2 separate regions of the Homo sapiens genome follow, and region 2 is linked to region 1. The links are chromatin contacts, found by Hi-C or POLR2A ChIA-PET in ENCODE. All regions are on one chromosome and are shown on one strand. Each heading gives the region's core, a stretch centred on a gene start or an enhancer-like site at or near the end of the contact. The rest is flanking DNA. Distances are from core to core; before and after follow the strand shown.

Region 1 (7,953 bases), core at 3,061-5,560:
GTCCTTTGTCAAAAGATGAGTTGACAATATTTATGAGGGTCTATTCCTTTTTTTTTTTTTTTTTTAAGAAGACAGGCTCCAGCCAGACTGGAGCGTAGTGGCTCTTCACAGGTGCGATTCCACTACTCATCAGCACAGGAGTTTTGACTTGTGTTTTCTGACTTCAGCCAGTTCACCCCTCCTTAGGCAACCTGGAGGTCACCATATTGATGCTGAACTTAGTGTGGACACCCAATTGGCATAGTGCACTACAGCCCGGATCTCTGGGGCTCAAGTGATCCGTGAAGATCTATTTCTGGGCTGTCTATTCTGTTTCATTGATCTATTTGTCTATTCTTCTATTCTTTTGCCAATGCCACACTGTCTCTATTACTGTAGCTTTATGCTGAGCCTTGAAACTGGGCAGTCAGTCCTCTGACTTTGTTTTCCTTCGATATTGTTGGGAAGAACTGACATCTTACAATATCGAGTCCACCTATCCGTGAATGTAAAATATCTCTCTATTTATTTAGTTGGAGTTTCGTAGTTTTCCTTCTGTATATCTTTATACATGTTGTTAGATTTATACCTAAGTATTTCATTTTGAGGTGTGCTAATATTGTATAAATGTATTTTATTTTTAACTTCAAGTTCCAATTGTTTATTGTTGGTATATAGGAATGTAATTCACTTTTTTTTGTTTGTTTGTTTTGTTTTTGTTTTTTTGTGAGACAGTCTCGCTCTTGTCACCTAGGCTGCAATGCAGTGGCACAATCTCGGCTCACTGCAACCTCTGCCTCCTGGGTTCAAGCCATTCTCCTGCCTCAGCCTCCCAAGTAACTAGGATTACAGGCGCCCGCCACCACACCCAGCTAATTTTTGTATTTTTAGTAGAGATGGGGTTTCACCATGTTGGCCAGGCTGGTCTCGAACTCCTGACCTCAGGTGATCCGCTTGCCTCGGCCTCCCAAAGTGCTGGGATTACAGGTGTGAGCCACCGTGCCCAGCCATGATTCACCTTTATATATTAATCTTGTATCCTGCAACTTCACTATAACTACTTATTAGTTCTAGGAGGTGTATTGTTTGTTTTGTCAGTTCTCTTAGATTTTCTACATGGACAATCATGTAATTTGTAAATGAAGACAGTTTTATTTCTTCCTTCCTAATCTATATGCCTTTTATTTAAAACAAACATTTGTTTTGTAATGATATCCTCATGCATTTTTTTGGGGTCTATTTTTGCTTCTTTTCTTCCTTCCTTTTTTAAAGGCCTAAATTTTAATAGGACTTTAATGGATAAATGTCAAAAAAAAAAAAAAAAACCAAAAGACCCTTAACTTCTAACATTTATTTTCAAATCTTAACACTGCATTTAAATGGTTAAAGTAACACAAATTTATATATAAACCTAATAATTAGGAAGCAATGGAAAATTCTTATTCTAAGTAAAAATCATTCTTTCCTGCAGCTCAGAACTTTCCGGCAATTTTGTTTTCTTCCTCTGAAGTACTTCTTTTTAGAAATTCCTTTAGTAAGAATCTGTTGATGGCAAAATTTCTCAGTTTTTATTTGCCTGCAAATGTCTTTATCTTAGTCTTTTTCTTCAGTGATATCTTAGTTGGGTTTATAAGTCTTGATTGACAATTATTTTTCTTTTGCACTTTGTTTTTCTGTGTTTTTCAAAACCAGCTGGGCACAGTGGCACACACCTTTAGCCCCAGATATTTGAGAGGCTGAGACAGGAGGATTACTTGAGCTCAGAAGTTTGAGGCTGTAGTGTGTTATAATCATGTCTGTGAATAGCCACTGCACTTAAGCCTGGGCAACTTAGCGAGACCTCATCTCTTAAAAAAAAAAAAGTGTGTGTGTGTGTGTGTGTGTGTGTGTGTGTGTGTATTAGATCTATCTTTGAGTTCACAAATTCTTTCTTCAACTGTGCCTAACTTCATGTTTCATTTAGGTTTTTCCTCATCTGCTTAGTTTTTAATTATAATAACTATGATTTCTCATGTTTAAAATTCTTTCTGGTTGTTTTCTACAAATGCCTGGGCCCTTTTGAGATTATTTTATTCCTTGCTCATGTATTTTGATTCCCTCTTTTATTTCTGAAAACATTTCTTTTTACTTCCTTAAAACATAATTATTTTTAATTCTGTGTTCCATAGTTCATATATATGAAGTCGCTGGGAATTTAATTCTGCTTTTTTTTTGTTTCTTCTGATTCTTATTGGTGGTGGCTGGGTTTTTCATGTGTTTAAAAATTTTGACTGTGAGCTGGGTTTTGACTGTTCAGCTGGGTTTATTCGTGGGAACCCATGAGGTCTGGGTTTTGAGTGCATCCTTACAGAGAGAATACGCATTTGCTTCTCTGCCAGGTGGCCCTGTAATGGTATAACACGAGACCATTTTTAAGTTAACTCTTCCGCTGGGGGTTTCCAGTCAACAAAAAATGTGTGAATTTAATTCCTTGTGCAGATAAGTTTCATTTTCACCTTCCTTTACCAGTGGACAGTAAATCCTTTTACTGAGACTGTAGCTTTTCAGGCTTCTTACTTTATTAGGGGTCTCAGTTCCAATTTTCCAGCTTATTCAGGCTGAATATCTAGTCTTCTGTTCCCTGCAAGGCCATTAAAACTCCAGCTTGTTTCAGCGATTGGCAGATGCTCTCAGGATAGCTTTGGTTCAGCACGAACTCCCTCTTCAGTTTGGCACCTGGTGACTTCCCTTACTTCCAGGTCAGCTCAGCTCTGAATCTAAAAGTATTCCTGTAATATTTTATCCAGAATATCTGTATGCTTTATCTCAGGAGGGCTTTTCAGGCTCTCTGGTCATTTGCCAGAAATACCATAGCACGAGTTTCTTTCTAAACGTAGTCACTTTTTCACTCATTGTTAAATGTCACCTTTATTTTGAAAGGATGGATTATGGGTATATTAAAAATATCTACTAGGTAGCATACTACTGGCAGCTACCTATCACCAAACGAATAGCAAAGTTATAATAATTTGTGGGGTTTTTTGTAAGAGAAAAATGTGTACCTAAGTTCCTTGCCATGAGATGACTTATAGAATCTTCACAGTTACTTGCCATCTCCCATTTAAAATAATTACTGAATCCAACCTAATTGGACAAATATGAACTACAATGCCCTGTAATAAGCTCAGAATGATAGAGCAGATGAGGGTTTCTCCGTCTACCTGTCTAAGTTATAGACATCTCACTGACATGTCTTGGATTATGTCTGGGCATCATCAATGTTAATAAAACTTAAATTCTATGTTTTGTAATCAAATAAAAATACATAGAAGTTCTAATATTTTATTTCCTTCATGCCAGTGGCTAATCTCATCTTGGTTGGGGTAAGTTACTTCTGGCATGTAGTGGGTGGAGGCCAGGAATTCTGGCTTAAACATCCTACAATGCGCAAGACTCCCCTCCGTGGCTGAATTGTTTTGTCAAAGATGTTGAAAATGCTCAGTTTGAGAAGCACCGAGTCAGACACGGAGGAAGTGTGGCAATTTCAGGCTCTGGTTTCACTCCTCACTGCCGCCCTTCACAGTCCTCCTGATTCAGGTGTACCACGCTATGCTTCCTTCCCCAATCGTAAATATCCTCTTCGTGTCTTTTCTTCCAGAGCTTCACACACTTCATGGGCATGGTGTGTGAATTGTTTTCCAGCTGCAGCATTTCTAACTGAATCTCTGTCTCAGAGCTAGATGGTGTCCACAGGGTTCAAGAGAAGGGCACTTTTCCTAATCATTTACTTCAGGCTGTTATTCAGATGACATCATCCTTCTAAACCAAAGAGACTAGGAGGAAAAGGGGAGGGGGCGTTTACTTTTCCTGTAAAGCAAACTCCAGGTGACTGCAATACAGTATCTCACGTGGTCACAGGCTCTGGTTCTAAGAGCAAATATGAAGGTGGATGGGAAGAGATGGAGTGGAGAGTACGGGAACGGAATCAACACAGCAGGGTGTGTTTGTGTTGGGGGGAGATTTTGAAAGTCCCATATTTGGGCTGAGGAGACCCAGATGGCACCCCTGAACCTCCATGCAGCTTGGATAAGCTGGTAAGCAAGGTCCAGGGCAGACAGGCAGGCAGGAGGCCAACGAGAGGGAAACGCAGAGCTCCCAACTCCTTCCTGCAGAGGCTTGCAGGACTGTGTGCTAGAAATTAGAGGGGGCTTTTCACCTGTCTCTGTTCACTCATGACACAAACCCTTCCTTGAGGAAAGAGTCAGAGGTCAGTGAACGTGACAAAATCACCTCCCGTCGCTGTGAGGCTGGCCCGGGACTCTGCTGGCTGAGGCTAGGTAACTTGTTCCTCTCCGTGTCTCCCGTCCTGACCTCACCCAGGCCTGAGCCCGCCTTGCATCTAGAAGCTGTCTGGCCCATTAGTGTCCTTCCACTCCACAGAAGGTTCAGACTAGAAGGCTCTTGACCTCATGTACTCCTTTGCTCTGCATTTTAAACATGAAGAAACCAAGGGCATGATAGAGCTCTTTGTTCCCATTCAAGACATCTTATTTCTGAGGGCAGGTCTCCTTGGCCTGAGGGGCTTGAGAGCAGGCACTAACCTTGACTTTAGGGGCCCTAAAAAGGAAGTGAGCTGTGTCAGAAATGTGTCTGGGGCTCACCTTGGCAATGGGAGCCATTCAGCTTGTACCTAAAGGAACAGTTAGCCCAGAGTGAAACCCAATTCTTAGTTTAAAGAAACAGACGCAGAAAGACTTCTTAAGCCTGGATCAATGTCTTTCCCCACAAGGAGTGAGAAAATAAAAACAATGTTGAATCCTCTCACGCTGCTAATAAAAAGGAGACAGGGCTCAAGTGAGGGCAGCCAGGGAGCGCAGAAGGAGGCATTTTCCATTGAACTTTTTCTGCTTATGCAATAGATCTTCATTATCTACACTGTGCTGTGGCTCTCCAGCTCCCCCAGGGAGATGCTTAATGACATAAACTGCTTAATAAGCAGTGACTGGTGCCCCGGAAGAGCCGATGGAAGAGGAAAGCGGCCTGCTCCTATCTCCTAGTGTTCTGCATTTCTCTCTCACAGCTGATTTCAGATACTGGCCAGAGGGAGATAAAGGGCAGCTGGCTTCCCAACCAGACCAGCAGCATTTGCCCTGTTGGAAGGCTGGCTTCAGGCAACATTGCCACTCACTTTCCCTCATGAGGGGAAACGCGGCCTCCATTTTTTGTGCTCTTAAGCAAGAATTTCCTACTTTGGTGCTGTCTGTCTTAGGCTCCACCCAGAAGCCTCATTCACTTTTCTGAGATAGCGTCTTGCTCTGTCACCCAGGCTAAAGCGCAGTGGCATGATTTCGGCCCACTGCAACCTCTGCCTCCTGGGTTCAAGTGATTCTCTTGCCTCAGCCTCTCGAGTAGCTGGGACTACAGGTGTGTGCCACCATGCCTGGTTAATTTTTGTATTTTTAGTAGAGATGGGGTTTCACCATGCTGGCCAGGGTGATCTCAAACTCCTGGCCTCAAGTGATCTACCCACCTCAGCCTCCCAAAGTGCTGGGATTACAGGTATGAGCCACTGTGCCTCGCCATCATTCACTTTTATTTACCAAACATGTATTGCCGGGTAATTTTCTATGTGCTTACAGGTATTCATCTACATAAGCTGGGCGCAGTGGCTCACACCTGTAATCCCAACACTTTGGAAGGCAAAGGCGGGAGGATTGCTTGAACTCAGAAGTTCAAGACCAGCCTGGACAACATAGCGAGACCCTGTCTCTACAAAAAATACACAAATTAGCTAGGCATGGTGGTGCACACTTGTAGTCTCAGCTGCTTGGGAGGCTGAGGTGGGAGGATGACTTGAGCCTAGGAATTCAAGGCTACAGTGAGCTATGTTCACGCCACTACACTCTTGCCTGGGCGACAGAGTGATGCCCTGTCTCCAAAAAGGAAAAAAAAAATGGGTCACAGAGTTAAGTTCTATTTCTAAGCTCATTTTAAAGATGAGGAAACTGAGGCACAGAGAGATCAAATCTGCCCAGCCGCAAGGAACATGGTGGCTTTCCTATACTCCTAACCTCTGTTCTGGGCCGGGCCTGGCACTATGTTTCTCTCTGCTCTCCCCTGGGCCCACTCTGCACATGCTCCTCTTTCTCCTGAAGCCCTCCCAGGCTGCTCCCCTTCCCCCGCTCTCCTTGCCACTCTCAGCCTGTATCTCAGGTTCTACTGACCTCCTCTCAGGTACATTCTCATCTACACATTTTCAGCTAGTTCACTGTCCAAGATTTTCCTCCAAGATCAAAAATCAAGAGGAGACATTTCTCTCTCAAGGCAAAATCCTGAAAAACTGTCAAGGATGATAACACAGAGATATTGTCCTAATGTCGTTTATAACATTGAAAAATTGAGAACAGCATTAGTGTTCAGTAATAAGGGATCTGTTAACAAAATAAGGAGTATCATGCAACCATTAAAAATGCATATTTCTGGAAGGCTTTAGAGAGGGAATATGTTAAGGGAGAAAATGAGACTCACATTCGATATAGCACAAGGGCGAATGGGAGGGATGTGGGGGTCTATGGGCAAGTTATCACTGACCCTATTAAGAATTGCTGTCGCTGGGTAATGATAAAAAGCAGACCACTTTTATTTGATTTTATTATTGTTTTAAAATTTGCTACAGATGATCTACCTCCTTGTCGCCTGTACCCAGGGGCAACTGCTCTCACCAGGCCTCCCCACTTGGTATGTCACTGCTGTCATTTTGTCCATCGTGTGCCATTTAATTGCTCATTCAAAATCTTTCTTATAGAACTTCAATCACTGTGAGATCATTTCTCTGCTGATTAAGGAGGTTGAACATACTTTCATGTGCTTATTGGCCATTGATATGTCTTCTTTTGTGATTCAAAATAATTTTTTTTTCTTTTTAATGCTGAATTGTAGGCGTTCTTTATGTGTTCTCGATACAAGTTCTTAGTGGAACATCTTAACAAACTGTGGCTTGTTTTTCATGTTTTTAAAATTTTATGAGCCCAAAATTTTAATTTTCTTAAAGTTCAATTCATTAATTTTTAAATTTCATAATTAGTGCTTCAGTGTCCTGTTTTTAAGAAATCTCTGCTTACACCAAAATGCCAAAAGTATTCTGCTTTTTTTGGAGATGTTTCATAGTTTTAGCATTTAGTTTGATATCTAGGATTCATCTCAAATTAGTTTTTGTGAATTGTGTGAGATAGGAGTTGTCATTCATTTTTTTCTAGATGGTTGTGTAGTTATTCCAGCACTATTTATTGAAAAGACTTTTCTTTTGCCATTGATTCGCTTTGGTGCCTTTGTCAAACTTTGATTATACATACCAGATGCTTCTAGATTCTATTCTGTTCTCTTGATCAGGTAATTTTGTCTATCCAATAAACTTAGTAAAATACAAGTAATTTCATAGTAAGTCTTAAAATCAAACAGTATAAGTCCTCCCTATTTGTTTTCTTTTAAAAGATTGTTTTAAATAATGTAGGTTCTTTGAATTTTCATATAAACTTTAGAATCAACTTTTCAATACCTACAAAAATCCTTATTGGGAATTTTATTGAAATAGTGCTGGGTCTAGAAATCAATTTTGCAGAATTGATATTGTAACAATATTGTCTTCTAGTGCATGAATATGGTAAAAAGTCTCCATTTGTTTTCAGTCATCTTTAATTTCTCTCAGCAATGCTTTAGATTTTTAATGTGGAAGTTATAAATGTCTTTTGTTATTTTTTCCTGAGTGTTTTATATTTTATCTCATTATTAATGGAATTATCTTCATTATTTCATTTCCAATTTCTTGCTACTGGAATACAGAGATACAATTAACTTTGTATATTGACCTACAACCTTACTAAATATACTTAATACACTTGTTAGATCTAGTAGCCATTTTTAAACTATTCCTTATGGTTTTCTATATAAACAGTCATATTGTCTAAAAATAATGTCAATTTTACTCCTTCTTTTCCA
Region 2 (7,953 bases), core at 3,439-5,938, 570 kb after region 1:
CACCCCAGCTATGGCAGAAACTTTCCACCCAGAAGGAAAGGCCCCATTATTAGAATTCAGAAGGGACTTTGTGGCAACCAAACTTACAGCGTATATGCCAACGTCATGCCACACCCCAAAGGTCAGTGATGGTGCCAGTCATGATCTAGAAAGAAACTGGGCCTGCGGTTCCAGGGAAGAAAACCCACAGTCTGGGAAAAGTAGAATTTGAGAATTAACTTTGATTTCCTATTAATTCTTATCCCACATGGGATTACACTGTCTGGTAATTATAAGTGTGGGGTGGGGAAATCGATTCCTGTACTTCCTCCATAGAAGGGAACTTGTTTGTCAGAACTTCCAGGGCCTAGCACAGCCCTGGAACACACTAGGTCCTCAGTTAATGATAAATCTTTTACAGTCAGTGCCTCCCAGAGGGGAGAAAATACCATCAAAAGTCAGGACTTTGGGAGCCTGGGAACCTAGTGTTCATCTTAGAGAAGCTCAATGCCGTCTAGCACGGAATTCTGCAGCCGTGGAGCAAAGATTCCTTCCCCTAATTCTGTTGGCTTGCCTGGCTCTGCTCCTGAATATTTAATTGGAGTAATTAAGCCTATCACCAACAGGCTGTCAGTCCCAGCATTCAAAAACTCTCCTGTTGTTCTTCCAAAGAGTTAATGATCTTCAGGCCTTGAAAAGATCCTGCATTTTTGGCTGGTTATCAAAATCAACTAGAGAAGAGCTGATTTCAGGATGCTGACAGCCTTGCTCTCTTGCTCTGTGGTGGGGGCTGTGCTGGGCTAGGGGAAGAGGACTTGCATTCATACCCACAGACATTCCCACACACACACACATACGTGCACATCAACACCAACACCAAAACTTAGGTGTTCACTGATTTCATGAGGCGATTCATTTTCTGCTGGGTGGGGTGGGGTAGTGGTGTGGTGCAGCGTTAATGATTCCTGAGACATGTCCTGTCTTGTATGTTTATACCTCTGCAGTTAGCCTTTCTTCTTTTTTGCCCCCGATCCTACTCAAAGTACCCTTAAGTATGGAATGCATGATGAACAGGCCAGATGATTCTATCAGTTCTCTTGGAGTTTCCTATATTCTATTCTACCCCTCAAGATCACTTTCACTTCCCAGACTAGTCATTACGATGCCCTAAATGCTGGTTAAGGGTCATGACAAAAAAAAAAAAAATCCAGCTGAAAACTACTTGGCCATTTTGCATAAAACTGGGGTCAACCCACTGGTCTGTTGTATCACTTGACAGGAGCCCCTTAGGAAATCTCTTTTAGAGCTCAAAAGCCAGGTGAATTTTATCTCTCCTAAGAAATCCACTTACTTTTCCCTGTTTTATTTTTGTCTTGGCTGCCAAGAGCCTCAGAGTTAAATTTAATAACAGTTTTAGGTTTTGTATATTTACTTCCCTCCTTCTTCCTGTGGTCCTGAAAATAAGATAACTATTTTAATAATCTTACTGAATGTATTTTCTTTGTTGTAAGGCATGCAATTTTTTTTTCTTTTTTAGAAAACACAAGCTATCAATGATCTTAGTGTAAAATAAGTGCAGGATCCTGCACTCAGAGGGAAAGCCAATTGCATACAGAATGATGATTCCCTATAAACAAAAATTCCTGAATAAGATTAAGAGGGTCATAGTGGGCCACAAGCTGACAGTGCAACAGTAACCCTGTGCAGGGAAGCGGGTGGTCCCTAAGAGACCAGGCTTCTGAGTGTATGCTATCTTATTTCAGCCCTCCATGAAGCTTCGTGGTTTAGCTTTACAATGGCCCCTAGAGAAGATCTTACTAAGAGCTGTAGAAAAAGGTTGCGTTGTGCTTAACTGCAATCCTTTCACATGTGAGAGCAAGCTAACATACATCCGTTAGACACCTACTGTTTTCAGAATCCTGCCAGAGGAGCAGTAGGTCTTTTTCCTCAGTGGTTTTCTCCCACCCACAGTCACCAGTGTAGATAGAAGCCCTTGGAACCACGTTCCGCAGCAGCACAACAGGTGGGGCTTGGGAAGACAGTGCATCTCCTGCTAGCCAGGCTGCCCAGACCCTGGGGTGAGTGTCCAAGTAGGTCTTGGACTACCCTCTTCCCCCAGCTTTTAGAAAATTCTCACCCAATTGGACTGCTGTGAGGGGGACCTGATCTGAACCCTCAAACTCCTGCTCTGCAAAGCCTAGATCAGACAGAGGCCCAGCCTCAAAAGCACCTCACTGTTCAGGCCACACAGGCAAGCTCCCGGAAGCTGGGCATGGAGCACTGCCACACGGTATGGTCCTAATTCTCCTGTCTCATCCTCCGCAGCCTTTGCTCCTGGAGCGGCTGTGTTGGGTGTTCTGGCACCAGTGGCCACACGAGCCATGCTGGCCCCTTTCCCTGACATTTTTTAAATATAAATTTTTAAATGTGTCTTTGAGATGAAAGCAGGAATGCCAAAAGTAGGCCGACGCTTTCTTGTGTTCAATTACAGCCCTGGGGAGTACCCCACACAAGGAACTGCTCAGAGCTCCAGCCAAGATGAAATCTGCTTTTCCAATAAGCACTTCAAATGGCAGGGGATGTTGTTGGCTGGCTTCAGCAACTGGGAGGCCAACAGTTAATAGGGCTGGGCACAGAGGCAGGGCTGCCCGCCATCAGGGGAAATCTGAAGCTGCCTTTCACAGCAGCTTTCACCGCAACTGAAGTTACAAGACACTTTTCTGGCTCCCCCAAGCCAGTGGCATGAACCCACCTTTGGACTTCATTGAAAAGAACTTCCAAGATTTAATCTTCCAAGATTAAAGATTTTGATATCCAATGTATGGAGAATTAATTACTCTCTATACAGTTTTTCTTCATTATTTTCTCAGGCCAAATTCCTTTACAGTAAGTGTTAGGCATGTCCAAATTATTTTATTGGACTGGAATTTTGTTGGTTTGAATATAGGCCATGCCAGAAATGCTGATAAAATGAAATGAGGATACTGATGGTGGTGGTGAGGATGGATGGATGGATGCGTGGATCGATGGATAGATGGATGGATGGATGCATGCATGGATGGATGGATGGATGGATGCATGGATGGATGGATGCATGGATGGATGGATGGATGCATGCATGGAAGAATGGATGGATAGATGGATGGATGGATGGATGGATAGATGGATGCATGGATGGATGCATGGATGGATGGATGGATGCATGGATAGATGGATGGATACATAGATTGGCTGGTAGTAGAAGTAGTGGCAGTGTTATAAGCTAAGTAGGGAAAGGTCTAACAGCTCCATTTCCCAAACCTGGAAGCTGAAATTCCACAAAGCAAATGACTGGCCCAAGCTTACCACAGGTGAGCCTGACGTAGAACCCAAGCCTTCTAAGTTATGCACTCCTCAAGACACCAACTTGTACTTCAGTAATCTGTGTCACGCTGTGACTGCATATCCATGTCCTGCCCTGGCACAGAGCTTTCCAGACTCAGTCACAGTCATAGGTGCATTTTGCCTGGTTTAGTTACTAAGTATTGGCCAATTATCAAGTCATGAAGGGAATCGTCACCAGGACTCGGGATTCCAGCTTCATTCTTGAATCCCTAAAGCCATTCCTGGATTTGAACACATATTTCCTGACCCGTTAGGTAGAAGAAGAAGCACCAGGGTAAACAGCAGCGATTTCCAAATTGCGGTGTGGATAAAGGATTTGTTAAAATACGTATTCCTGGGCCTCATTTCCCTGCCAGGTTCTGAATGAGGAGGTCTGAAGCAGGTGCAGGAAATACAGGTTCAATAGCAAAACACTTAACCTCTTTGAAGTCTCAGTCCAAATGTCACCTGTGTAAGGTTTATCCTGACCACTCTATCTAAAATTGCAACACACATACAACCTCGTCACTCCCCAGCACCTCACCCTGCTCTCCTTTTCCCCCTAGTGCTCTCACCTGTTAGATATTGACTTGTTTCTTTTTAATTTTTTTTTTTTTGAGACAGGGTCTCTCTCTGTCGCCCAGGCTGGAGTGCAGTGGCACAATTACGGCTCACTGCAGTGTCAACCTCCTGGGCTAAGACAATCCTCCTACCTCAGGCTCTCAAGCAGTTGGGGCTACAGGTGCACCACCACACTCAGCTAATTTTTGTATATTTTGGTAGAGATGTGGTTTCACCATGTTGCCCAGGCTGGTCTCGAACTCCTGGGCTCAAGTGATCCTTCCACCTCAGACTCCCAAAGTGTTGGGATTACAAGCATGAGCCACAGCACCCGGCTGACTTATTGCTTATACTTGTTTGTTCTTGGCCTCCTTTGGCCAGGACCTGTCTTCCTCATTGCTGAATCCCATGAGCCTGGAGCCATGCCTAGGTCAGTAACTCCCTGTTGAAAACAACAGAGACTGAAGGAAGAAGTAACTATAATTAATGCAGGTGGTTCGAGATGCACACTTGGAGAAACACTGCTCCAAGAGCATGAAGTTGGCACCAGCCTGACGGGGGTTGGGTCCCAGCTCTACCCACCTGCTGTGTGACTTCAGACAATTTCAGCCTCCTGCGCATCAGTTCTCTCTCATCTGTGAAATGGAGACAATCCTTCTATCTTAGGGCTGCAACACAAGGATCCAGTAATATAACCAGGCACAGAGCAGGACGCTGCAGCGATACTCCCTCCCTTATCTTCTGGGTGGAATTTTGCAAGCAACGGTGTCTGAGCAGAAAATGAATCTGAAGCCTCCCAGGGGGGAGGGAGCACATTCTGTTTCTCATCAGGCGGAGAGGCGGGGAGGAAGAGTGAATGGAGGTCACCCATCGAGGGGAGTGTATAAGTCATCCCTGCCGGCTACCTCTGCAGCTCACAGGACACACGTTCACCTCCCTCCCTCCCTCCTTCCCTTCCCACCAGCAGAAATGAACAAGCAGTTTCTCTGAGTAAACAGATGATAAATCACTGGCTAGAATCAGTACTCCCGCCAAAGCAGCATCATTGGAGATCTCAGGCAGAGCAAGCGCACGTGCTTGGGGACTGCAATTTGGGTTTAGAGGCAGCCCTGCCAGGCCTGCACACTGCCGGGTGAGCATTCCTCCCCAAACAGCCCAGCCCGCTTCCCCGGGGCTCTTGGAGTAAGTCCCGCAGACTCTTGCCAGCCCCACCTGGAAGGACTTAAGCTCCAGCGTGGGGGATGCGGGTGAGATGGGAACGAGGATTTCCTGACAGCGATCCTGGAATGGGTGACTGAGCTTATAGACTTTTTCTCTGAGTTTTATGAAGCAGATAGGATTTGGAGGTAAAGAGACAAAATAAAAAATGTCTACACACACACACACACACACACACACACACACACACACACACACACAAAGACAAACACATTATACACCCCAAAGAGAGGAAAAGAGAACAGCCCCTGCAGAGGGGGATCAGGGCATCTGTCCACATGGATGTCAGGACAGTGGCGGGGACACACAATCCAGAGTCCAGAGCCCACGTCCAAGCTCCAGCTCCACCACTCACTGTCCAGTGACCTTGGACCAGTCTCTCTCCCAGCCTCCTCTCGGGGTTTCTTCCTCTTGAAGCACGAGCATGCATCCCTGATGCTCCCTGAGCTGATGTTTCATGGGTCTCTGATTTCCAGTTGGGCCCTGGCCAGGCGCATTGCGGAGGCAGTAGGGAAACTTGCCCAAATGTGTGGCCACCCCAATCTTCTTGGCCAGCCCCCAGCCCCAGCTGAGATCCAATTCAAAGCTTGGACCTTTACTTTCAGAGTCTACGATGGAAGGAGCAGGATTCGTACTGACGTCCCACACCTTTTTCCTGGCTTTCTGTCCCCGGTGGAGGCTCTGTGCCTGGCAGGCTAAACGCCCTCTGAGCTCTTAGAGGCAGTTTCCACCCTCAGCCCCTGCCCCAGCTGTGACAGCCTCAGGGTCAGGCTGAGCCCTGGAACCGTATCTGCTCATCTGGATTCAAGGAGAGACTACTGTTCTTCAAAGTAACCCCACTCCCGGTGGAACCCAGCCGCCACTCCCACAGGGCTGTCCAAAGTATCCCACTAGAGACCCCAGCAGGAGCTTCTGAGGAATTAGCGTGGAAAGGGATCTGCCAGGGTCTGGTTGTGTGACCTTGAGCAAGTCCCTTACCCTCTCTGGGTCTCAATTTCCCCACCTGGCTGGGCTGGCTCTGTGCCATCTGCCCAATGCCCTGTCTGGCCGCTGGCAGCCTCTCCCTCCCTGGGGCTGTAGGGAATGCTCCCCTCACTGGCCAGCCAGGGGTGGGGTTCAAATGGGGGAAGCCAGGAGCAACCCTTGCAGTCAGGGCTCCAGGCAGGAATCAGAAGAGAAGCCTCCGCCTCTTCTCCCCAGCAACATCTCTTCCCATCTTAGAATTATGGGCTGGCAAAGCCAGGGAGGCTATCAGGCATCATCCAAACCATTATGTACATGGCCTTCCTCCAAATGAAATCTCACACAAATATCAGATTGGAGGTTTGGGAATGGGGATAAGGGGATGGGCAGAGATGAAATATGGCGTGGAACATTTATGATAAAGACAGCTCTGGGCCAGGCACGGGGTGGTTCACACCTGTAATCCCAGCATTTTGGGAAGCCAAAGCAGGAGGATTGCTTGAGACCAGCCTGGGCTACACAGTGGGACTCCGTCTCTACAAAAAATAAAAAAAAATTAGCTGGGCGTGGTGGCGCATGCCTGTAATTCCAGCCTCTCAGGAGGCTGAGGTGGGACAATCGCTTGAGCCTGGGAGGTCAAGGATGCAGTGAGCTGCGGTCACGCCACTGCACTTCCAGCCTGGGTGACAGAGCAAGACCCTGTCTCAAAAAAAAAAAAAAAAAAAAAAAGACAGTTCTGGCGTCCTGGTTGGGGAAACTCCTCCAGCCATGGAAGACCCTTCCAGCCAGCTGGGGCAGCTAGACAAGACAGCGTTGCTCTACTCGGCTGAGTTCTCCTCTCCAGAATCAACTCCCATCGCTGCTTAAAGGGAGTAATGTGGCTGTGGGGGACAGAACACTAGAGTTTCATCAGCAACCTCGTCACCCCCAACATACAAAACGCTCCTTACAAACGCAGTCCTATCTGTGCTGCTAAAGAAGGCAATCCCCCCTTCACCATCCCATCTCTTCCACTTCTGTGCATGAGAACGCATAGGCAGGAAGTATCTGATCCACACGGCTCAGATGAGAGAAAAAGGAGGAGCAGGAACAGGAAAGGAACTGAGCAGAGGAGAGACCCAGAAAGGGAAAGGTGAGAGGTGGTTCTTGCGGCTGACTTGGCAAAGCCCCAGGCCTGTGGGATTTTCCGGGACCCTCCGTGTTCTGAAAAGGCAGGGGAGGGGCAGAGAACAGCCAGGGAAGATGGAAAAGGAAACTGGTGTCCTGCCGGGTGGAAATGGGGGAGAAACTCTCGCGTGAGTGTCATCAGAGCAGCATGAGCAAGGGCTCGGTCCCAGAGGTGAGCCCGGCGTTCTGCCTGGAGGGGGCGGGCAGCAGGGCTGGCCAGGGTGAAGCAACCTGTGCCGAGCGGCTGCAAAGGCCGCGTCTCCCCAGCACGGAGCACATCACTGACGTCAAGCGCGGCGAGGCCGCGGCCAGCATTAATTAGGTGCCGATGCACGGGGGCGGGCCGGCCTGGGCCAGAAGCCGCTCCCGGAGGCTCCGACCCCCGGGGCTTCGCGCCGCCTCCCAGCCCGGAGCTCCTCCAGCCGCTGGCGAGAGGAGGCTGAACCGCAGCCGGCCTCCCAGCGGTGCCACAGCGCGCCCTAGTGGCCGTCGTCCGGAAAGCGCCGTCAGAAGAATCGCAGGCTCGCAGCCTGGGAGCCCCGCAGCCCTCATCTTCTGTCCGCCCTAAGGCTCATTGACTTCACATTAGAATCACTTGGGGAGACTGTAAAAATCCCGATGCCCGGGAGGCACCTATTCCGATTACATTAGAACCCCGACAAGCGGGCCCCAGGCCCCAGTATTTTTAAAAACTCTCTCGGT

What was found. A loop is a pair of places that touch in the nucleus more often than their neighbours do. ChIA-PET counts read pairs that join two places held with the same protein, here RNA polymerase II (POLR2A). Pooled maps may share reads with other maps.
Region 2: a loop to region 1 is called in a map with no recorded cell type, with 5 times the contacts of the local background. The contact joins the promoter of LINC00887 here to the enhancer-like site in region 1. A Hi-C loop is called at or near these places in 1 of 168 maps with a recorded cell type or tissue (DLD1), 2 of 37 single-sample maps with no recorded cell type and 2 of 50 pooled maps. POLR2A ChIA-PET finds 5 or more read pairs at or near these places in 1 of 52 experiments (BJ).

The regions. Positions count from the first base shown.
Region 1 is chr3:193,740,406-193,748,358 of GRCh38, forward strand. It overlaps the pseudogene RN7SL447P. Among named protein-coding and RNA genes, the nearest start is that of LINC02038, 100 kb to the right of the region's middle. RefSeq lists enhancers at 2,305-2,354, 2,375-2,424, 2,475-2,524. Within about 2 kb of position 4,311, at least 8 of the 41 ENCODE cell types and tissues checked have a DNase peak (open chromatin) inside an H3K27ac peak, as active enhancers do.
Region 2 is chr3:194,308,116-194,316,068 of GRCh38, forward strand. It overlaps LINC00887 (long intergenic non-protein coding RNA 887), which reads right to left and starts at 4,689. Exons shown (of 3, transcript NR_024480.1): 1 at 4,486-4,689. RefSeq lists enhancers at 1,250-1,299, 7,443-7,943, 7,809-7,858 and a silencer at 7,399-7,738.